2 separate regions of the Homo sapiens genome follow, and region 1 is linked to region 2. A link is a loop called in an ENCODE intact Hi-C map of the cell type or tissue named here. Cell type or tissue: heart right ventricle. All regions are shown on one strand. Links, peaks and the distances in the headings refer to the core of each region. The heading gives the core; the rest is flanking DNA.

Evidence for each region. Hi-C counts contacts between places; a loop is a spot of excess contacts. Peaks named below come from ENCODE experiments on the same cell type or tissue, not always from the same donor. Only the 100,000 strongest peaks of a DNase experiment are listed, where the experiment ranks them.
Region 1: a loop joins it to region 2, with 12 times the contacts of the local background. A loop is called at or near these places in 4 of 110 quality-filtered maps.

The regions. Positions count from the first base shown.
Region 1 is chr11:3,828,186-3,840,201 of GRCh38, reverse strand. It overlaps RHOG (ras homolog family member G), which reads left to right. Exons shown (of 2, transcript NM_001665.4): 2 at 11,996-12,016. It overlaps LOC124902619 (a long non-coding RNA gene), which reads right to left and starts at 2,925. Exons shown (of 2, transcript XR_007062560.1): 1 at 2,510-2,925; 2 at 1,927-2,135. RefSeq lists an enhancer at 903-1,102. In heart right ventricle, for the core only: no CTCF peak of the experiment used is centred there; DNase peaks (open chromatin) are centred at 2,251, 3,153, 4,233, 5,441 and 1 weaker place; H3K4me3 peaks cover 987 bases; H3K27ac peaks cover 7,479 bases.
Region 2 is chr11:3,448,121-3,460,136 of GRCh38, reverse strand. It overlaps the pseudogene ENPP7P15. Among named protein-coding and RNA genes, the nearest start is that of ZNF195, 75 kb to the right of the region's middle. RefSeq lists enhancers at 209-708, 709-1,210. In heart right ventricle, for the core only: a CTCF peak has its summit at 5,085 (motif pointing left); a DNase peak (open chromatin) is centred at 5,086; H3K4me3 peaks cover 394 bases; H3K27me3 peaks cover 609 bases.

The DNA.
Region 1 (12,016 bases), core at 2,022-10,021, 380 kb before region 2:
GGAGTAACTTGGTCTTGCCCTGTAACTGGAAGTGGAAGGACTCTCATTCAGAGGTACTGATAGTCCCTGACAAGTTTTTGTTGTGTCTTTTGGGGACAATTGAGAACCATCTCCTAGTGTTCCTCTTCATTCTTAGTCCCTGAATTATACACATGCTCCTGTCGTCTCCCTCCACACCTTCTTTAGTTTCTACCCACAAATCCGCCATCACTCTCTTCTCATCCCTTCCAGTCTCTTTTCCTCCAAACATACGGTCATACCTAGGCCTTGACCTGTCTTCACCTACCCTGCCCCATGTTCGTCTTGGTCCTCTGCAACCTGCCCCATCCCTTCCCTTCCCAGCTCTGGCACCCACACACATGCACCTCCTGGTTTCTTCCATCACCCCTCATTCCTTTTGAACCCTCAGCCTGTCACCCTCTCTGTATCCTTCCCTCCCACCCACTTATCTCCAGCTTTGGAATCAGTTGTTGAAGACTTAGTGAGTTCTAGAGTCTTTTCAAACCTCCCTAGCTTGGAGAGGCAGTCTGCAGCCTCCCAGTGATAGAGACGGATTAAAGAGCTGGAAAGCCTGTGTGTGTGTGTGTGTGTGTGTGTGTTTGCGTGTGTGTTCGCACGCGCGTGTCTGTGTATCTACATCTTCATCTCTTAGAGATGGATTAAAGAGATGGAAAGCCTGTGTGTGTGTGTGTGTGTGTGTGTGTGTGTGTGTGTGTTCGCGCGCGCGTGTCTGTGTGACTACATCTTTATCTCTTACAGACAAAATAACTGCCCTCAGCCTTGAGAGGGCCCAGAGCAAGGGAAGCCAGCAGAATGAAGGGAACCTGCAGTGAGTGAGGTTGTGGTTAGGCAGGAGGAAGCCGTTTGTAGCAGTCAGGGTAGGGTGACACAGGAATAAGACTTGTAAGAGAGGCCGTGGGAAATCAAAATCACCCCAACCCGTGGTGCTTGACCAAGAGGCCAGGCCTAGAAGCCGGAAGACAGCCTGAAGGTCCCTGACTCCATTACCTACTAGTTCCAGCATCACCTGGTGGAAAGAATGGGACCAGCTTGGGTGTGATGGAAATAAAGGGAGGAGGCAAATGCAGGATTCTGGAGGAAAGACTGCAGCTGGTCTAACTTCGGACTTAAGAAGCGGCGGAGGCAAAAGTGTCTGCTCCTTTCCTGCTACCTTCTGGGGCCTGCCTAGGCTGGGTACCCGCATGCCCTGATCTGCATCAGGGCCTTAGTGACCAGGAAGCCCTCTGGAGTTCTACTGACCCCTCTGCCTTCAGGCATCCTTAATACTCCCCATCTCACCTAGGACCCTATTCCTTCTCAGGAATTCCTCCCAAATTTAACTTCAGTCCATCCTGGCTATGGAGGCTCTTGTTTCCACTCTAGAGCTCCATCCTCAAGCTTTTGGGGTGCATCTGAGGATCTTGCTCCTGTCTACCTCCTCTAGTCATCTGTATTCATTTCTCTCCACTAGAAAAAAAGAGAAGTAGAGGGGAGTAAGTGCTACAGCTAAATTTAAGGGCTCTCCCTGTTCCCCATTCTGTCATCTTCCCATGTCACAGTCGTCCCTCTCCCATGAATTGTTCTTCTTCCAGTCCTGCCCTTCCAACCACTTGTCTCTCTTCCCATTTCTTGGAGGTACAGAAGTTTGGGTCCGGGAAGAAATCCCAGGGACCTACATAAGAGCCCAGGTTAGAGAAGGATGTGCATACAAGGCACTTTCCCAGCATCACAGCTTAATAAAAACCCCAGGAGTCCCAGTTCCTAGGCTGGCAAACCAGTAGTTACTTTAGTATTCTGCGTAACTGAGCAAACCCACAGGGCTCTGATGGTAAAGACAAGATGGGTGAGACAGGGATTCTCCCAGGTGAGATCTGGCCCCATTGGAAGTTTGAGCTAATTGCAAAAAAGGCATCATTGGAAAAAATGTGACCAGGGCGGGAGAGATTTTAATGGGAAAATATTGGGGGGTAAAGGGAGGTGGTGGCTACAACCTAGGAGGCTGCCGCTGAAGTCTTGGCTAAACAGGTATGGTCAAGGTTGTGACATGAAGAAGGGGGCTCAGGCCCACACTGAAGACTCCTTCTATATACTGTAGACCCATTAGTGGTGAGGTCAGTAGGGGTCCGTGACAAGAGCTGAGGAGGGAAACCAAAGACAAAGCCTGGGCCACCTCCCCAGATCAGACTGGTTTTCCTGTCCAGGGTCCAGCTTCCTCTTTTGTCCTCATCTCATATGGGGGGAGGGCATCTCTCCAGGAGCTAGAGGCCAGAGGAGGAGCTTCTCAGCTAGGGCAGGGCCAGAGTGGCTGGCTATTGAGTAATGTCAGTGCTAAATCATGAATGCACCAGGATGGGCTAGGCATGAGAGCCTGGGAACTTGGAAGCAAAAAGGCTCAGATGTAAGTCAACCCACCCTTTGGCCCATTTTCTGAAGGAATAAACCATGGTAGCGTTCTCCTGAATGAGGTTAAAGAGATGGCCCATTCTCAGGCCAGAGTTAGAATCCTCACCTTCTCTCCTTTGTAGAAGTAGCATAAGGGTGGAGGCTAGAAGATCCGGATCCTTGTCGTAGATTTGCTACCTGGTCAACTTGGTTTCTCTTGGCTCTATTTTAGCATTAAGGAGTTGCATATCAGTACCTCCAAAGGCAACAGTGAACATCATGGCTCTGACTCTTCCTCCCCCAAGAGACTGCTCATAGCAGTGCCCCTCACTCTGGGCCCTTGTGTCTTACCAGCCTCAATTTGACAGGTCCGAGTAGTCTGTACATACATATCTGTCCAGGGATAGTACTGCCCTTTCCCCAAGCACAAGGACTGTTAGAGCTTGAGAGATAAGAAGGCAGAGAATGTTGGGGATTTTGCCAGGGGGTAGTAAGATGGGGGAGTACCCTGTCTCCTACTCCAGCTCTGCCTCACTGACAGTGGAAAATAGATGCCGGAGTTTCCTCCCTGGTGTTATTTTCCCTTGTGGAAACCCCCTCAGGCCTCGGGCGGGGCTAAAGGGACTGGGCAGCCCTGGGTCTCTCTGTGGGTATTTTCAGGTGGGGGTGCCAGGATTTGCAGGATGGCACTTCTGTACAGCCTCATGTGAAATTAGCAAAGGCAAAGGAAGTGCCACTTCACAGGCCTTTGGTGGGGCCCAGGGACTGCTGAGCTGCTGCTAGGCGGGGAGGAGGAAGCCAGTGTGCACCCTTCCTCTGTGCTGCGTGGGGGAGGGGGCAGCTTCCTTGGCTCCCCCAGCCAGAGCTGTCCTGGTCCTGAGGCTCAGCTTTTTTTTTTTTTTTTTTTTTTTTTTTTTGAGATGGAGTCTTGCTCTGTCACCCAGGCTGGAGTGCAATGGCGCGATCTCAGCTCACCACAACCTCCACCTCCCGGGTTCAAGCCATTCTCCTGTGTCAGCCTCCCAGGTAGCGGGGACTACCGGCATGCACCACCAGGCCCAGCTAATTTTTTTTGTATTTTTTAGTAGAGATGGGGTTTCACCATGCTGGCCAGGCTGGTCTCGAATTCCTGACCTCAAGTGATCTGCCAGCCTCAGCCTCCCAAAGTGCTGGGATTACAGATGTGAGCCACCATGCCCAGCTGAGGCTCACCTTTTATGGAACACTTAGGGTGCTGGGACAGTGAGGGAAGAAGGTTGGGAACTAGGACTTAGTGAAAGGGTCCTAGACTGCCCCCAGCCTTCCCAGCTACCACTGTCTCGTTTCCTAGTGGGTGGCATCAACTCTTCTCTTTTCCTACCTGCTGCTGCAATGTAGGATCCTCTCCAAAGGCTGAAGGATGAATGACAAGAGGTGGAGAGTCCTCCAGCATGGATTTTTTCTTTCTTTTTTTTTTTTTTTTGGAGATGGAGTCTTGCTCTGTGGCCCAGGCTGGAATGCAGTAGCATGATCTCTGCTCACTGCAACCTCTGCCTCCTGGGTTCAAGTGATTGTCCTCCCTCAGCCTCCTGAGTAGCTGGGATTACAGGCGTAATCCCACCACTACGCCCAGCTAATTTTTGTATTTTTAGTAGAGACGGGGTTTCACCATGTTGGCCAGGCTGGTTTCGAACTCCTGATCTCAAGTGGTCTGCCTGCCTTGGCCTCCCAAAGTGCTGGGATTACAGACGTGAGCCACGGCACCCGGGGGATTTTTTTTTTTTTTTTAAGGCTAGGAACTGGGCTCTCTTGGGTTCTTCCCTGCTGATGGGGAGAAAGGGAAGAAAGAGACTCAGCCCTTGGCCTGGTCCCAGTCCCACACTGACCTCATGTCTCCCCCAGCTTCCTCCTCCCAGCCCAGCTGCAGCCAGCTGCAGCCCCTTTGAGCCTCTTTATATCACCTCTCCTCTATTCCTCCCTTCAAAACAAACAAACAAACAAACTTGTAGAGCTTTGGAAGTGTTTCCAACAGTGCCCCTGTCCCTTGCCATGTCTTTGACCAAGGGTCCTCGGATATTCCCAGTCTGTAGCCTGTCGGGACCACTTTTCCTTCCCATCTTCCTCATCATCTCTGAGCTAGATCTGCCAGCTTCACCTCTCACCCTTCCAGTTGAAGACAAGACAGTATAGCTTATGTGTTTATTACCCCAACTTTGGGCTCTTCAGGGTGAATGAGAAAGAAGTTGGTTACTTATGTCTTGTGTCTTCTGGTCCTAGAGGTTCTTCCTTGTTCCCAGCATCAGAGTCTGTGGATTGATGGGGGAGGAGGGGTATGTCATTCTACAGCTTTTGCTCAGCCCTTCCCTGGGCTTCTGGAAATAAACAGAAGGTCAGACTACCCTCCCCCTGAAGCATCCAGTTAGTTCAGCACAATGAAAAGTACGGTCAATGCTGGGAAAGGTAAGGCAGAAGAGGGGGTTGCTGTGATGTCCTGGAGAAGCTGGGGAACAGTACTGGGCCTGAAGGACAGGAAGGATCTGAAGGGGGGTGAGTCGCATTCCAGGAAGAGGAACTCCCATATGCAAAGACATGATTGCATCGACTTCATTCAGTCATTTACTGACAGCTACTACATGGTGTGCTCAGCTTAGGGTGCTCAGCAAGGTCCAGTCAACCAGGACCTTGCCCTCTAGACACTCCCATTCTAATAACAAGAGATAAGATTCACATCAGCCTCTCCAAGCCTGTGAGAGAGACAGGGACCAGACTTTGGATAGGATAAGTCACTTCTGACTTGGATAATTTACGCTTTCCTGGAAGAGGCAGCAATGGTGCATGGTTCCATATTACTACTTGGTGTATTTTACGGAAGAGAATATGGAGGCCCCTTTGTAGAGGATCAGGATTGGAATGGCCAGAGATGGATTGTAGTTATAATGAGGTTCAGGGAGGGCTGCAGAAAGGGAGCCCCATGTTAGGGAGGCAGGTTATAGAAGGCTGAGGTAAGTTCCCATCACCTCCATACTCGCCTATCTTTTAAGAGTCCGTTCCTCCCCTCCCCCACTCCCAGTTGGGACACTTCCCCTGCTGTAACAGCCACAGAGATCTGGCAATCAGGCTGCTTCCTTTCCCTCCCCCATTCTGGGCCTGCCTGGGCCACACCCCAAGGCCAGGCCCCACTGGGTACAAGCCGGGCTCCAGGGACCACATTCAGATAGGGTTAGACCCCCATGGGCTATACTTCCTGCCGGAGCCAGGTCAGCCTGGTACTGGGAAGAGAGATTTTTGCCTATTTCAGGCATAGCTTTTGCCTGTCATTGCTGTCCGATGAGATTCAGCATTGCAGTCTTGTCTGTTGGGGGGTGGGCAGGGAGTGTCCGATACTGGGCTTCAGAGAAGTCTCTCCATATCTCAGTGATGAGGGCTGGTACAAGCAGATCAAAAGGCAATGGTTGTACAGTCCTGTGTGCCTAGCCCTATACTTAGAGGTTTTTTTTTGTCATTTAGTCCAGAGAAGCCAAGGCTTCAGTACTGAAGGGCATGTACAGCTGGGAAACTTACGTATGACTGTTGGAAAAGGAGAATCACACAGAGCCAAAGCAGGGTTAAAAGGGGTGGCCATGGGTGCAGTGGCTTACTCCTGTAATCCCAGCACTTTCAGAGGCCAAGGCAGGTGGATCACTTGAGGCCAGGTGTTCAAGACCAGCCTGGCCAACATGATGAAATCCTGTCTCTACTAAAAATACAAAAATTAGCTGGGCATGATGGCACATGCATGTAATCCCAATAACTCAGGAGGCTGAGGCAGGAGAATCACTTGAACCCGGGAGGTGGAGATTGCAGTGAGCTGAGATCGCGACACTGCACTCTAACCTGGGCGACAGGTAGCCATGCAATGGATATCCAAAGAAGAATTCAGTAACCTTATGCAACTGTGAGACTTAAGTTAGGCCTTAAGGAGTAAGGAAGATTAGAGAAGGGAGAGGGAATGGCAGCAGAGGGAAAAACAAAGAGTAAAAGTTCAGAGGCAAGAATGATCCTGGCTTGTTTGCAGAGGACATTGAAAATCCCTCTGGAACAGGGAGCTGGGAACTCACACTTGCAAAGTACCTACATTGTGCACATATTATACATTAATGCACTTAGTCCTTATAACAGTGCTATGTGGTAGGTACTGTACGTTGCCACTGCATTTGAAAGATAAGGAAATTGAAGCTTAGAGAGGCAAATCATCAGAAGCTCAGGGTCACACAGCTGGTAAGAGGCAGAACTAGGATTCAAACCCAAGTCTACGTAACTCTAATATCCCTTATCAAATTGTGAAGAACTCTGAATGCCAGTATGAGGGACCAGGCATGATCTGAATTGGGACTAAAAAGCCAGAATAAGTCATTGTAATTTGTCTAATAACATACAGATCTGGCCAGGCATGGTGGCCCACGCCCATAATCCCAGCACTTTGGGAGGGCTAGTCAGGAGGATCACTTGAGACCAGGAGTTCAAGACCAGCCTGGGCAACATGGCAAGACCCTGTCTCTACAAACAAACAAAAAGATGCATTAAAAATACAAAAATTAGCCAGGTGTGGTGGTGCCTGCCTGTAGTCCCAGCTACTCAGGAGGCTGAGGTAGGATGCCTTGAGCCTGGGAGGTTGAGACTACAGTGAGCTGTGATGGCACCACTGCATTTCAGCCTGGGCAACAGAACAAGACCTTGCTCCAAAAGAAAAAACAAAACAAAACAGATTGGCAACCATTGATTTACTAAATAACTTTTTTTTTTTTTGAGACATGGGGTCTTGCTGTGTTGCTCAGGCTGGAGTGCAGTGGCTACTCACAGGGACGATAACCTTGACTAGTGTACACACTACAACCCTTCACTCCTGGGCCCAGCCTCCCTAGTAGCTGGGACTGCAGGTGCACCACTGAGCTGGGCTTAATGATTCTTTTGAAAAAGCCACTTAGTGAATAAGTCATTGTTGAACCCCGCTCCAGATAGGTCACACTCCTGGTTTGGTGTCCTGCAGCACTGACATCCCTTCTTCCTGTTTGGCACAGTTTAGACTCTATATGCCCTCCTGAAATGGGCTATGGTAACTTATTCAACCCAGTTCAGGCCAGAGGATTTCAGAAAGAAGAGTTGTTTTGGGAGAGAGGATAAAGGTCTGAACTAGACCTGAGTAGGGAGGACTGGGCTGATCCCCTACCACAGATACAGGCATACTCAGTGCTTCCTGCCTTCTGGGATGAAAGGCTTTGCTCCTGTCACCTCCTGTGTGTACAGCACTTCAGTTTACAAAGTGTATTCATTCCCATGGTCAGGTTCCTTGATGCTGCCCTTGAGGCTGGGAGGGGTACTATTATTACTTCTACTGTACAGATAAAGAAACAGAGGCTCCAGGAAGGGCAGTAACTTACCTGATCAAGGTCACACAGTTAGCTGGTAAGGGGTAACTTGAAGACTGTATGATGCACCAAGGAAAACACAGGACTTTGGGTCACAAAACTGGGTTTGTGTTCTGGCTCCCACACTAACTAGCTGTGTGATGTTGAGTTACTTTTACTGTTCTGAATTTGTTTCCTCATCTGTAGAATAGGCATAGTACTAACAGGTTGTTATAAAGGTCAAATGACATAATAACATGTGACCTATAAAGGCTTATACCATATGAGGGCTTTTTTATCAAGGGTCAAGGTCGGCAGATAAACTCAAGACATCAGAGTCAGGTATCCAGTACTCTTGGCCCTATACCACACTGCCTTTGCTCTGCTTGTTTCTGGACACTACCATACTCATCATCCTTTTCCAGTGTCGGTCCTCGTTCCCTTCCCAGCCCGGAAGCTACGCTGTCCTTCCCCTCTCCTTTGAGAGCTGATTTACTGATTGCTAGTTGATAACCACCTCTTTAGAGAGCTGTACTTCCAGTCTCTTGGGCCTTGTGACAGCCAGCCGGAGTTCCCTCCTTGCCTTCCTGCCTGGGCCAGCCCAGTGCTGGGCTTTTCAGTCATACTGTCAACACCCACTCTCCTGCTCTGTGTGGAACTGAAGATTACAGGCCCAGGAGTTCTGCTTTGAATGTCAAGGCTTCCCACGTAATCCGCTGGGCACAAATAATGCCCCCTGCCTCCAAGGAGCTTTAAGTCTTAGTTCATCCACCTAGTGCTCTTGTAACAACCATTTTAATCTCTAATTCCTGGATAGGAAAACTGAGGCCCAGCAAGCGTAAATGCCTCATGCTTGGTTATAGTGAGTCAGCAGAGCTGGGGTTAGAACTTAGGTCTCTCAACTTCCAGTCTGAGGTCTCTATTTGACTCTCCACTGGCCTAGAGGGTCCTTATGCCCTTCCCTGACCCACTGTCTGAGGGTCTCTATCTGAATGTCCTGACGTTGCATGCACACGTGCACGCGCACAAACACACACACACACTCTCTCTCATTCATGCAAATAGGATGGAAATATTTTTTAATGTGAACCAGAGACACAACTTCATAGAGTGAAACCATTCCTCTCCCAGCTGATTCCAAGGCAAACTGTAGCCTGGGAGGGAGGTGGGACCAAGCCCTGGGTCCTTTGCAGCCCCCACATGACGAAAGTTTCTTTTCCACTTCCCAGTGGGGATTTTCTTCCCCACTTGTCATTGATTTTTGAAGCTTCTGAACCAGTGGTGAGAGCCCAGGCTGGGGGGGTAAGGGGTTCCCAGACCAGGGTGCAGCCTTGCAGTATAGCAAGTGAAATGGAGAAAATGGGCTAGTGTTGATGGTGCTTGGGTGGAGCCAGGGATAAGGAATACTCAGGGATTTGGTTGTGTTTAAAACAGGGCTGCCCCCTCTCAGGGAGCAGGCCCTGGTTGTGGGAGACAGTCAGGGAAAGGAAGTCACATATTGACCACCAAGAGTCCCCCATGGCCAAGAGGAAGTAGCTGATGAGAGAAGGATCCTTGCCATAGCAGTGTAAATAATCACAGGGTTTCTGGAAGCTGTGTTCCAGAACTCAGAAAAGCAGTTCATCTCCCCGAGGCCCTGTGACCTGCAGAGGTAACCAGATGTTGGCTGGAGCTGGGACTCCTCATACTTACCCCACTCATAAATACAGCAGTCCATTTATTGGGCACTTGCTATGTGCCATACCTCATGCTGGACATCTTCTATACATTATTAACTCTTACTTTTTATTTTTTTTTTTTTGAGACAGGGTCTTGCTCTGTCGCACAGGCTGGAGTGCAGTGGTGTGATCATAGCCCACTGCAGCCTTGACCACCCTGGGATCAAGTGATGCTCCCACCTCAGCCTCCCGAGTAGCTGGGACTACAGGTGTGTACCACCACACCCTGGTAATTTTTTCATTTTTTGTAGAGTCAGGGTTTTGCCATGTTGCCCAGGCTAGTCTCAAACTCCTGGGCTCAAGCGATCTACCTGCCTCATTCTCCCAAAGTGCTAAGATTACAGGCATGAGTCACCGTGCCTGGCCTCATTTCATATTCTGAGCAATTGTAATGCAATAGGCAAGATTATCCCCATTTTACAGATGAGAAAATTGAGGCTCAGGGAACAAATATATTGCCAAGATCACATATAACTAGTTGGTGGAGCTGTGATTAGAATACCTGCGAGTCTTACTCTAGCATCTATGTTCTTAATGATGGTATTTTCTATCCAAGAGTCTGGAAGTCTCTAAAATCTTTCAGAGGCACATGCCAGGATCTCAGGAAATGGACAGAAGATTGAGGGGAAAGTCAAGTTTTTGTCTTACTCTTGACTTCATCCTTCCTAGTTGGGCCTGAAAGATTTGCTCCAGGCCGGGCATGGTGGCTCATGCCTGTAATCCCAGCACTTTTTGGAAGGCCAAGGCGGGCAGATCACAAGGTCAGGAGTTCAAGACTAGCCTGACTAACATGGTGAAACCCCGTCTCTACTAAAAATACAAAAATTAGCTGGACGTGGTGGCATGCGCCTGTAATCCCAGCCACTCGGGAGGGTGAGGCAGGAGAATCGCTTGAACCCGGGAGGTGGAGGTTGCAGTGAGTCAAGATTGCGCCACTACACTCCAGCCTGGGCGACAGAGCAAGACTCCGTCTCAAAAAAGAAAAAAATTTGCTCCACCCCACCAAGGGCCTTGAGAGAAGATACTAATGTCTGGGAGCCTCAGCCTCTACCTCATTCATCATAACATACCCAGACCCCAGTCCAAATCCCAGGTCCAACTGAATCTCCAGTATTCCCCTGCATTGAATTGGCAATCTGAGTGTACATGGCCAGATAGGGTTTTCAGTACTTACAAGAATGATGGGGTGGCCAGGTGTGGTGGTTCACGCCTGTAATCCCAGCACTTTGGAAGGCTGAGGCAGGTAGATCACCTGAGGTCAGGAGCTTGAGACCAGCATGGCTAACACGGCGAAACTCCATCTCTACTAAAAATATAAAAATTAGCCGGATGCAGTGGCACCTGCCTGTAGTCCCAGCCACTCGGGAGGCTGAGGCAGGAGACACTTGAACCCAGGAGGCGGAGGTTGCAGTGAGCTGAGATCACGCCACTGCACTCCAGCCTGGACGACAGAGTGAGACTCCATCTCAAAAAAAAAAAAAAAAAAAAATTTCCCCATTGCCAGAATACCCTGGATTGGGATAGGGCAGCTCTCTAAAGAATTGAGCCCCTTACTCAGCAGGTTTCTTAACTGTGCCTTTGGGTTTGTACTCAGTAGCCAAGATACCAGGTTTGGAGAGGGCAGGGTGGGCCCTGAGTTGAGAGAGGTTCTACTTATGGCTGCATCACAGAGTGACCTGGGACAGCTGTCCTGTGCCAAAACACTTTCCAGTCTCCTGGTGGAAAGGGTCCATATTTAGTAGAGGATCTAGTAGATCCCTAAATTTGTGCACTCTCCTTTTGTGTCTGTATAGCCTGGAAAAAAAAAATAGCTAATACTGGCCAGGCGCAGTGGCTCACGCCTGTAATCCCAGCACTTTAGGAGGCCAAGGCGGGCGGATCACGAGGTCAGGAGATCGAGACCATCCTGGCCAACACGGTGAAACCCCATCTCTACTAAAAATACAAAAAATTAGCCGGGCGTGGTGGTGGGTGCCTGTAGTCCCAGCTACTCGAGAGGCTGAGGCAGAATGGCGTGAACCCAGGAGGCGGAGCTTGCAGTAAGCCGAGATGACGCCACTGCACTCCAGCCTGGGTGACAGAGTGAGACTCTGTCTCAAAAAAAAAAAAAAAAAAATAGCTAATACTTGTGGACGAGGCACTGTTTTAAATGCTTTACATGTATTATATAATGCTCACAATGACCCAGTGAGGTAGATATTATTTTATCCTCATTTTACTGGTAAGAAAACTTAGGCATACAGAGGTTAAGCAATTTTTTCAGGGTTACACAGCTAGGAAATAGCAAAATCAGGATTTGACCTTAGTTTGTCTGGCGCCAGAGTTTATGTGCTTTCTACCACATTATACTGCCTCTTTGCTTGGCCTCAGGGCCTTTCATTGTGTGTCTTTCTGATGACCGTCTTGATGGGACTTTGGGATAGTGTCAGGTTAAGGGAACAGGAGCCGGTTTCCCTTTGTGTGCCCCCATCTTTTCTTCCCAATAGGCAGAGGCCTCCCTAACCAAGAATGTCCCCTTTCATCTGTCCACAGGTCACTGCAGCCAGAGGGGTC
Region 2 (12,016 bases), core at 1,258-9,257:
CATTGCACTCCAGCCTAGGCAACAAGAGTGAAACTCTGTCTCAACCAAAAAGAAAGAAAGAAAGAAAGAAAAAAACATAGTTTTAAGTCCACTCAGTGGAGTTTAAAAGTACATTCTCGTTGCACAGTGCTTTTGGAATCTTTTCTAAATTTCTGTTGCACATGATCTAATTTGATCTTCATAGCAACCCTGAGGTGGATAGGGCAGGCCTTTCTGAACACCTATTTTCTAGTTTGCATTAAAAGAACGGAATTGGCTGGGACCAGTGGCTCATGCCTATAATCCCAACACTTTGTGATACAGAAGGGAAGTGCTCAGAAGGGAAGAATGTGGTCCCTTTAAATGATATGGAAGTGAGGAAGGGAAGCACTGGGTAGAGGAGGGTGTGGTCCCTGGCTAGGGCTCCACCCCAGGGCCTGTGCCCACGGACCTAGGTGAGGACAGGTATTTTTGTTTTCCTGCCCAAATGTTGCATTTCCCAAGACCACCCTGGCTGCCACACACCCATTCTGTGCCTATAAAAACCCTGAGACCCTAGCAGGCAGGCACACAGGCAGCTGAACTTCGAGAGGAGCACATCAGCGGAGGAACACAAGGGTGCTGGACGTCAAGAGGAACGCACCAATGGGCACCGACACACCGCAGGCCACTGACTGCAGAACAACACAGAGTTTGGCTGGGACATTCGGAGAAGAGTCAGGCCACTCACCCGACTCCAGGGGTAAACCATCTCCCTTCTGGCTCCCCCACCTGCTGAGAGATACTTCCACTCAATAAAACCTTACACTCTCAGGCCTGTAATTCCAGCACTTTGGGAGGCTGAGGAGGGCAGATCACGAGGTCAGGAGATCCAGACCATCCTGGCTAACACAGTGAAACCCCATCTCTACTAAAAATACAAAAAAATTAGCCAGGCGTGGTGGTGGGTGCCTGTAGTGTCAGCTACTTGGGAGGCTGAGGCAGGAAAATGACGTCAACCCAGGAGGCGGAGCTTGCAGTGAGCTGAGATCGCACCACTTCCGGTATACCAAGGCAAGAACCCCAGGACAAAAAGAGCCCTCTGTCCTTGCAATAAGGCGGGGGTCTAATTGAGCCGACTAACACAAGCTACCTACAGACGGCTAAACTAAAAGAGCACCCTGTAACACACACCCACTGGGGCTTCAACTATAAACATTCACCCCTGGACACTGCCATGGGGCTCCCTGCCTGTCTGCATGCTCCCCTAGAGGTTTGAGCAGTGGGGCACTGAATAAATGAACCACACCCGCATCGCATGTCCTTCGAAGGGGACAACGGAACTTTTCCCATTTCATCTGAGAGGCCAAGGCAGGAGGATCACTTGAGCCCATGAGTTTGAGACCAGCCTACACAACCTAGCAAGACCCCATCTCTACAAAAAAAATAAGTAAACAAAAAAAAAAAGCATTAAAAATTAGCCAGCTGTGGTGGCACACACCTGTAGTCTCAGCTACTCAGGAGGCTGATGTGGAAGGATTGATTGAGCCCAGGAGATTGAGGCTGCAGTGAGCCAAGATTGAACCACTGCACTCCAGCCTGGGCGACAGAGTGACACCCTGTATCGACAACAACAAAAAGAATGGAAAAAAATAACTTCTCAAATAGCTAGCAGAGGCAGATCTGGTTCTCAAATGCAGGTTTTCAAGGTTTCAATTCTTGTTTCTAGCAGTAATATGGAGAAACATGATCACTAATACATGAAGGAGAGGAGGTTTCAAGTTCTGATGAAAAGATGGTAAAGAGAGGAGTTAGTTGACTAGGAGTGACTAGGAATAGGAAGAAAACGCATGACACTACTTAGAGGAAAGAAGAAAAATGAGCATAGAGGTGACTGAGCAGACAGAAAGGACTTGGAAGAAGCGTGTTTGGCCCTGTCTCTAAGTTTTTTCCCTTGCTTTAGTAACTTTCCTGATGACTTGGATGAATCTTCTCTTCCAGGGTACCTAGTGTTCCCTTTCTGTCCACTTCTCCTTTCCCAGGGCCCATACAGTCTGGGAAAGCATGCTCTGCAGGCTTCTCGTATCTTTCCTTCCTTAATCAGCCCCTAGCATCTCTACATAACCCATATACACCTGGAGTTCCACATGTCCCAGTCTTTGCACTGCAGTGAATTCAAAGAATGGTAGACTCTAGCTGGGCGCAGGGGCTCACACCTGTAATCCCAGCACTTTGGGAGGCTGAGGCAGGCGGATCACTTGAGCCTAGGGGTTCAAGACCAGGCCTGGCCAACATGGTGAAACCCCATCTCTACTAAAAATACAAAAATTAGCTGTGCTTGGTGGTACATGCCCTGTAGTCCCAGCTTCTGGGGAGGCTGAGGCAGAAGAATTGCTGGAACCCAGGAGGCAGAGGTTGCAGTGAGCTGAGATCGTGCCACTGCACTCCAGCGGCCTGGGCAACAGAGCAAGGCCCAGTCTGAAAAAAAACAAAGACAAAACTAAACCAAAAAAACACAAAAAACTAAAAACGCGCACACACACAAAAACAAAGGTAGACTCCAATAGGAAAAATTCACTCAAAAGCAATTCAAATAATTATTCAGTCAACCCAGTTCTATCTCAGTTCTTTATTATATACATAAGCTTATTCTGTCCAGATGCCCTAGTTTTCTTTTTCTTATCTTTTTTTGTTTTCTTTTGAGACAGGACCTCACTCTGTCACCCAGGCTGGAGTATAGTGGCACAATCATGGCTCACTGAAGCCTCAACCTCCTGGGCTGAAGTAGTTCTCCCACCTCAGCCTCCTAAGTAACTGGGACTACAGGTGCATGCCACCATGCTCAGCAACTTTTTGTATTTTTTGTAGAAACGGGGTCTCACTATGTGGGCCAGGCTGGTCTTGAACTCCTGGACTCAAGAAGTCCACCTGCCTCAACCTCCCAAAGTGCCAAGATTACAAGCATGAGCCACTGCATCTGGCTGATTCCATAGTTTTCTTTTTCTCTTTGCCCATTGCCTGGATTCCATAAACAGAAGGAAAACCCAGGGGCTGACTTTGTAGGCAAGACTCTTTCCTCTTCAAAACGTAAATTGGCTCAAGTGGTACCAAAACTGAAACATGTTTATAACTTAACATCTTTTCTTCCTACCCCTTCAATCTCTTGAGCAATGACAAAAGGCACTGGGCTCTTTATTTGTGTAGGGAAAAGAAAGAGAGATCAGACTGTCACTGTGTCTATGTAGAAAGGGAAGACATAAGAGACTCCATTTTGAAAAAGATCTGTACTTTAAACAATTGCGTTGCTGAGATGTTGTTCATTTGTAGCTTTGCCCCAGCCACTTTGCCCCAACCACTTTGACCCAACTTGGAGTTCACAAAAACATGTGTTGTATAAAATCAAGGTTTAAGGGATCTAGGGCCGTACAGGACGTGCCTTGTTAACCAAATGTTTACAAGCAGTATACTTGGTAAAAGTCATTGCCATTCTCTAGTCACAATAAACCAGAGGCACAATACACTGTGGAAAGCCTCAGGGACCTCTGCCCTTGAAAGCAGTGTATTGTCCAAGGTTTTTCCCCATGTGATAGTCTGAAATATGACCTCGTGGGATGAGAAAGACCTGACTGTCCCCCAGCCAGATACCCGTAAAGGGTCTGTGCTGAGGTGAATTAGTACAAGAGGAAAGTCTCTTGCAGTTGAGATGGAGGAAGGCCACTGTCTCCTGCCTGCCCCTGGGAACTCAAAGTCTCGGTATAAAACCCAATTGTACATTTGTTCAAGTCTGAGATAGGAGAAAAGCTGCCCTGTGACGGGAGGCGAGACATGTTTACAGCAATGCTGCCTTGTTATTCTTTACTCCGCTGAGATGTTTGGGAGGAGAGAAACATAAATCTGGCTTACGTACACTTCCAGGCATAGTACCTTCCCTTGAACTTAATTATGATATAGATTCTTTTGCTCACATGTTTTTTGTTGACCTCCTTAATATCACCCTGCTCTCCTACTACATTCCTTTTTGCTGAAATAATGAAAATCATAATCAATAAAAACTGAGGGAACTCAGGGGCCGGGGCCGGTGCATGTCCTTGGTGTGCTCAGTGCCGGTCCCCTGGACCCACTGTTGTTTCTCTATACTTTGTCTCTGTGTCTTATTTCTTTTCTCTGTCTCTCATCCCACCTGACTAGAAATACCGACAGGTGTGGAGGGGCAGGCCATCCCTTCATCTGGAGCCCAGAGTGGAGCCCTTCTCTAGGGTGAAGTTACGCTAAGAACGTGAGCATTGAGGACAGCCGACGAGAGATTCCCGAGTACGTCCACAGTCAGCCTTGTGGTTAGCTTGTGCGCTCGGAGGAATCCAGGGTAACAATGGGGCAAACTGAAAGTAAATATGCTTCTTATCTCAGCTTCATTAAAATTCTCTTAAGAGGAGGAGTTAAAGCTTCTACAGAAAATCTAGTTATGCTATTTCAAACAATAGAACAATTCCGCCCATGGTTTCCAGAACAGGGAACTTTAGATTTAGAAGATTGGGTAAAAATTGGCAAAGAACTAAAACAAGCAATTAGGAAGGTAAAATCATCCCACTTACAGTATGGAATGATTGGGCCATTATTAAAGCAACTTTAGAACCATTTCAAATAGAAGAAGATAGCGTTTCAGTCTTTGACGCCCCTGAAAGCTGTGTAATAGATTGTGAAGAAGAGGCAGGAACAGAGTGTAAGAAAGGAATGGAAAGTTCACATTGTAAAAATGCAGTAGAGCCTGTACTGGCTTGGTCAATGCAGAATGTTGACTATAATCAATTACAGGAGGTAATATATCCTGAATCATCAAAATTGGGGGAAGGAGGTCCAGAATTATTTGGGCCATCAGAGTTTAGACCACGATGGCCACCAACTCCTTCTCCCGCGGTTCAGATGCCTGTGATGTCACAATCTCAAATGCCAATCCAGGCACAGTATCCGCAATACCAGCCAGTAGAAAATAAAACTCAACCATCGGTAGTTTATCAACACCAGCCGCCAGCCGCATTTCAGTATCGGCCGTCTCCAGAGGTTCAGTATGGATCTCAGGCAGTGCGTCCTGTGCCAAATAGCAAGGCACTACATCAACAACCCACGGCGATGGCGTTTGATCTTACAGTACCACCTAGTGGACAAGATAGTGCACTGCATGAGACCATTGCTACAGCCAGAAAACAGGGAGATCTTGAGGCATGGCAATATCCGGTAATGTTACAACCGATGCCGGCCGGGAAAGCGAGTCAGGCAGGAGCGTCTGTCTGAACTGAGACTAGATATGAATCTTTCACCATAAAAATGTTAAAAGATATGAAGGAAGGAGTTAAACTATATGGACCTAACTCTCCTTATATGAGAACATTATTAGATTCCATTGTTCATGGAAATAGACTTATTCCTTATGATTGGGAAATTTTGGCTAAATCTTCCCTTTCACCCTCTCAGTATCTACAGTTTAAAACCTGGTGGACTGATGGGGTACAAGAACAGGTACGAAAAAATCAGGCTACTAATCCTGTTGCTTATATAGATGCAGACCAATTGCTAGGAACAGGTCCAAATTAGGGCACTATTAACCAACAATCAGTAATGAAAATGAGGCTATTGAACAACTAAGGGCTATTTGCCTCAGGGCCTGGGAAAAGATTCAGGACCCAGGAACCTCCTGCCGTTCTTTTAGTTCAATCAGACAAGGCTCTAAAGAGCCATATCCAGACTTTGTGGCAAGGTTGCAAGATGCGGCTCAAAAATCCATTGCGGATCATAATGCCCGAAAAGTTATTGTAGAAATAATGGCTTATCAAAACGCAAATCCGGAGTGTCAATCAGCCATAAAGCCATTAAGAGGAAAGGTTTCAGCAGGAGTTGATGTAATTACAGAATATGTGAGGGCTTGTGATGGGATTGGAGGAGCTATGCATAAGGCAATGCTATTGGCTCAAGCAATTACAGGGGTTGCTTTAGGAGGACAAGTTAAAACATTTGGGGGGAAATGTTATAATTGTGGTCAAATCGGTCATCTAAAAAAGAATTGCCCAGGCTTAAATAAACAGAGCAAACAAACAAAAAAGAGCCACCTGGCCTGAGCCCAAGATGTGGAAAAGGAAAACATTGAGCTAAGGAATGTCGTTCTAAATTTGATAAAAATGGACAACCATTGTCGGGAAACGGGAAGAGGGGCCAGCCCCAGGCCCCGCAACAAAGTGGGGCATTCCGGATTCAGCCATTTGTTCCTCAGGGTTTTCAGGGACAACAACCCCACAGTAAATACCACCATTTCAGGAAATCAGCCAATTACAATACGACAATTATCCCCTGCCACAGCAGGCAGTGCTGCAGTAGATTTATGTTCTACTCAAATGATTTCTTACTCCCTGGAGAGCCCCCGCAAAAGATTCCTACAGGGGTATATGGCCCGCTGCCAGAAGGGATGGTAGCCTTATTTTAGGAAGATCTAGTCTAAATTTGAAAGGAGTTCAAATTCATACTGGGGTAATTGACTCAGATTATAAAGGGGAAATTCAGTTAGTGATCAGCTCTACTGTTCCCTGGAGTGCCAATCCAGGTGATAGAGTTGCTCAATTACTGCTCTTGCCTTATATTAAAATTGGGGATAGCAAAACAGAAAGAACAGGAGGGTTTGGAAGTACCAACACTGCTGGAAAAGCTGTTTATTGGGCTAGTCAGCTCTCAGAGAATAGACCTGTGTGTACAGTTACTATTCAGGGAAAACAGTTTGAAGGATTAGTGGATACTGGGGCTGATGTTTCTATCATTGCCTTAAATCAACGGCCAAAAAATCGGCCTAAACAAAAGCCTGTCACAGGACTTGTTGGTGTGGGCACTGCCTCAGAAGTGTATCAAAGTTCCAGGATTTTACATTGTCTAGGACCTGATAATCAAGAGAGTACAGTTCAGCCTATGATTACTTCTATTCCAATTAATTTATGGGGCCGAGACTTATTAGAACAGTGGCATGCAGAGATTACTATTCCAGTCTCTCTATACAGCCCCACGAGTCAAAAAATCATGACTAAAATGGGATATCTCCCTGGCAAAGGACTAGGGAAAAATGGAGAAGGCATTAAAGGTCCAATTGAGGCTAAGGGAAATCCAGAAAGAAAAGGACTAGGGTATCCTTTTTAGGGGTGACCACTGTAGAGCCTCCAAAACCCATTCCATTAACTTGGAAAACAGAAAAGCCTGTATGGGTAAATCAGTGGCCACTACCAAAACAAAAGCTGGAGGCCTTACACTTATTGGCAAAAGAACAATTAGAAAAGCATTCATTTTCGCCTTGGAATTCTGTGTTTGTAATTCAGAAAAAATCATGCAGATGGCACATGCTAACTGATTTAAGAGCTGTTAATGCAATAATTCAACCCATGGGGCCTCTCCAACCTGGGCTGCCCTCTCCAGCCATGATCCCCAAAGATTGGCCTTTGATTATAATTGATCTGAAGTATTGCTTTTTTACCATTCTTCTGGCAAAACAGGATTTTGAAAAATTTGCTTTTACTATACCAGCCATAAATAATAAAGAACGAGCCACTAGATTTCAGTGGAAACTGTTGCCTCAGGGAATGCTTAATAGTCCAACTATTTGTCAGACTTTTGTAGCTCAAGTTCTTCAACCAGTTAGAGACAAGTTTTCAGACTGTTATATCATTCATTATGTTGATGATATTTTGTGTGCTGCAGAAACAAGAGACAAATTAATTGACTGTTACACATTTCTGCAGACAGAGGTTGCAAACGCAGGCCTGACAATAGCATCTGATAAGATCCAGACCTCCACTCCTTTTCATTATTTGGGAATGCAGGTAGAGGAGAGAAAAATTAAACCACAAAAAGTAGAAATAAGAAAAGACACATTAAGAACATTAAATGACTTCAAAAATTACTAGGAGATATTAATTGGATTTAGCCAACTCTAGGCATCCCTACTTATGCCATGTCAAATTTGTTCTCTATCTTGAGAGGGGATCCAGACTTAAATAGTAAAATAATATTAACTCCAGAGGCTACTAAAGAAATAGAATTAGTTGAAGAAAAAATTCAGTCAGCAAAATTAAATAGAATAGATCACTTAGCCCCATTCCAACTTTTAATTTTTGCTACTGCACATTCTCCAACAGGCATTACTGTTCAAAATACAGATCTTGTGGAGTGGTCATTCCTTCCTCACAGTACAGTTAAGATTTTACATTGTACTTAGATCAAATGGCTACATTAATTGGTCAGGCAAGACTATGAATAGTAAAATTGTGTGGAAATGACCCAGATAAAATCATTGTTTCTTTAAACAAGGAACAGGTTAGACAAGCCTTTATCAATTCTGGTGCAGGGCAGATTGGTCTTGCTGATTTTGTGGGAATTATTGATAATCATTACCCAAAAGCAAAAATCTTCCAGTTTTTGAAATTGGCTACTTAGATTTTACCTAAAATTACCAGACAAAAACCTCTAGAAAATGCTCTGACGGTGTTTACTGATGGTTCCAGCAATGGAAAAGTGGCTTACACTGGGCCAAAAGAACAAGTCATTGAAACTCAATATCACTCAGCTCAAAGAGCAGAATTGGTTGATGTCATTTCAGTGTTACAAGATTTTAATCAGCCTATTAACATTGTTTCAGATTCTGCATATGTAGTACAGGTTACAAAGGATGTTGAGACAGCCCTAATCAAATATAGTATGGATGATCAGTTAAATCAGCTGTTTAAATTGTTACAACAAACTATAAGAAAAAGAAATTTCCCATTTTATATGGCTCATATCCGAGCACATACTAATTTACCAGGGCCTTTAACTAAGGCAAATGGACAAGCTGACTTGCTAGTATCATCTGCCTTCATGGAAGTACAAGAACTTCAGGCCCTGACTCGTAAATGTAACAGGATTAAAAAACAAATTTGATATCACATGGAAACAAGCAAAAAATGTTGTACAACATTGTGCTCAGTGTCAAGTCTTACACCTGCCCGCTCAAGAGGCAGGAGTTAATCCTAGAGGTTTATGTCCTGATGCATTATGGCAATGGAAGTCACACATGTACCTTCATTTGGAAAATTGTCATTTGTCCATGTGACAGTTGATACTTACTCACATTTCATATGGGCAACCTGCCAGACAGGAGAAACTACTTCCCATGTTAAAAGACATTTATTATCTTGTTTTGCAGTCATGGGATTTCCAGAAAAAATTAAAACAGATAATGGGCCAGGATACTGTAGTAAAGCATTTCAAAAATTCTTAAATCAGTGGAAAATTACATATACAACAGGAATCCCTAATTTCCAAGGACAGGCCATAATTGAAAGAACTAATAGAACACTCAAAGCTCAATTGGTTAAACAAAAAAAAGGAAAAAGTAAGGAGTATAACACTCCCCAGATGCAACTTAATCTAGCACTCTATACTTTAAATTTTTAAAATATATATATAAATCAGACCACTACTTCTGCAGAACAACATTTTACTGGTAAAAAGAACAGCCCACATGAGGGAAAACTGATTTGGTGGAAAGACAACAAAAATAAAACATGGGAAATAGGTAAGGTGATAACATGGGGGAGAGGTTTTGCTTGTGTTTCACCAGGAAAAAATCAGCTTCCTGTTTGGGTACCCACTAGACATTTGAAGTTCTACAATGAACCCATCAGAGATGCAAGGGAAGGCGCCTCCACAGAGACAGAGAACCCGTAATCGAACATCATCGACTCGCAGGGTGAACAAAATGGTGATATCAGAAGAACAGATGAAGTTGCCATCCACCAAGAAAGTGGGGCCGCCGACCTGGGCCCAGCTAAAGAAGCTGACACAGTTAGCTGAAAAAAGCCTGGAAAACACAAGGGTAACACAAACTCCAGAGAATATGCTGCTTGCAGCTTTAATGATTGTATCAACGGTGGTAAGTCTCCCTATGTCTTCAGGAGCTGCTACAGCTAACTATACTTACTGAGCCTATGTGATTTTCCCACCCTTAATTCGGGCAGTCACTTGGATAGATAATCCTATTGAAGTATATGTTAATAACAGTGCAAGGGTACCAGGCCCCACTGATGACCGTGGCCCTGCCCAACCTGAAGAAGAAGGAATGATGATAAACATTTCCTTTGGGTGTCATTATCCTCCTATTTGCCTGGGAAAAGCACCAGGATGCTTAATGCCTACAATCCAAAATTGGTTGATAGAAGTACCTACTGTCAGTGCCACCAGTAAATTTACTTATCATACGATAAGTGGAATGTCACTCGGGTCACAAATGAATAACTTACAGAATTCTTCCTATCAAAGATTATTAAAATTTAGGCCTAAAGGGAAACCATGCCCCAAGGAAATTCCAAAAGAATCAAAAGACCCAGAAGTCTTAGTTTGGGAAGAATGTGTGGCTGATACTGCAGTGGTACTACAAAACAATAAATTTGGAACTATTATAGACTAGGCCCCTTGAGGCCAATTATATTATGACTGTATGGGCCAGACCCACTCATGTTCACAGGCTCCATCTGTCTGGCCCACTAATCCGGCCTAGTTAGTGATTTAACTAAAAGGCTAGACCAGGTTTATAGAAGGCTAGAATCACCCTATCCATGGAAATGGGGTGAAAAGAGGATTTCATCACCCCGACCAAAGTTAGTTAGTCCTGTTGTTGGTCCTGAACACCCAGAATTATGGAAGCTCACTGTGGCCTCATACCACATTAGAATTTGGTCTGGAAATCAAGTTATGGGAACAAGAAATCATAAGCCATATTATACTATTAACCTAAATTACAATCTGAAAATTCCTTTGCAAAGTTGTGTAAAACCACCTTATATGCTAGTTGTAGGAAACATAGCTATTAAACCAGATTCCCAAACTACAACCAGTGAAAATTGTAGATTGTTTACTTGCATTGATTCAACTTTTGATTGGCAGAATGGTACTCTGTAAGAGCAAGAGAAGGCGTGTGGATCCCTGTGTCCATGGATCGACCGTGGGAGGCTTCTCCATCCGTACATATCTTAAGTATTAAAAGGAGTTCTAACTAGATCTAAAAGATTCATTTTTACTTTGATTGCAGTGATTATGGGCCTTATTGCAGTCACAGCTACTGCTGCGCCTGCTGGAATTGCTTTACACTCCTCTGTTCAAACTGCAGAATATGTGAATAATTGGCAAAAGAATTCCTCAAAATTGTGGAATTCTTAGACTCAAATAGATCAAAAATTGACAAATCAAATTAATGATCTTAGACAAACTGTTATTTGGATGAGAGATAGGCTCATGAGCTTAGAATATCTTTTTCAGTTACAGTGTGACTGGAATACATCAGATTTTTGTATTAAACCTCGAGCCTATAATGAATCTGAACATCACTGGGACATGGTTAGACGCCATCTACAAGGAAGAGAAGATAATCTTACCTTAGATATTTCTAAATTGAAAGAACAAATTTTTGAAACATCAAAAGCCCAGTTAAATCTGGTGTCAGAAACGGAGGCAATGGTAAAAGCTGTTGACAGCCTCACTAATCTTAACCCTGTCACTTGGGTTAAAACCATTGGAAATTCCACTATTGCAAATTTTGTATTAATTCTTGTATGTCTGTCCTCTCTATTGTTAGTCTACAGGTATATCCAGCAGCTCCGGAGAGACAGCGACCAGCGAGAAGGGGCCATGATGACGATGGCGGTTTTGTCAAAAAGAAAAGGGGGAAATGTAGGGAAAAGCGAGAGATCAGACTGTCACTGTGTCTATGTAGAAAGGGAAGACATAAGAGACTCCATTTTGAAAAAGACCTGTACTCTAACAATTGCTTTGCTGAGATGTTGTTCATTTGTAGCTTTGCCCCAGCCACTTTGCCTCAGTCACTTTGACCCAACTTGGAGTTCACAAAAACATGTGTTGTATAAAATCAAGGTTTAAGGGATCTAGGGCTGTGCAGGACGTGCCTTGTTAACCAAATGTTTACAAGCAGTATACTTGGTAAAAGTCATTGCCATTCTCTAGTCACAATAAACCAGGGGCACAATGCACCGTGGAAAGC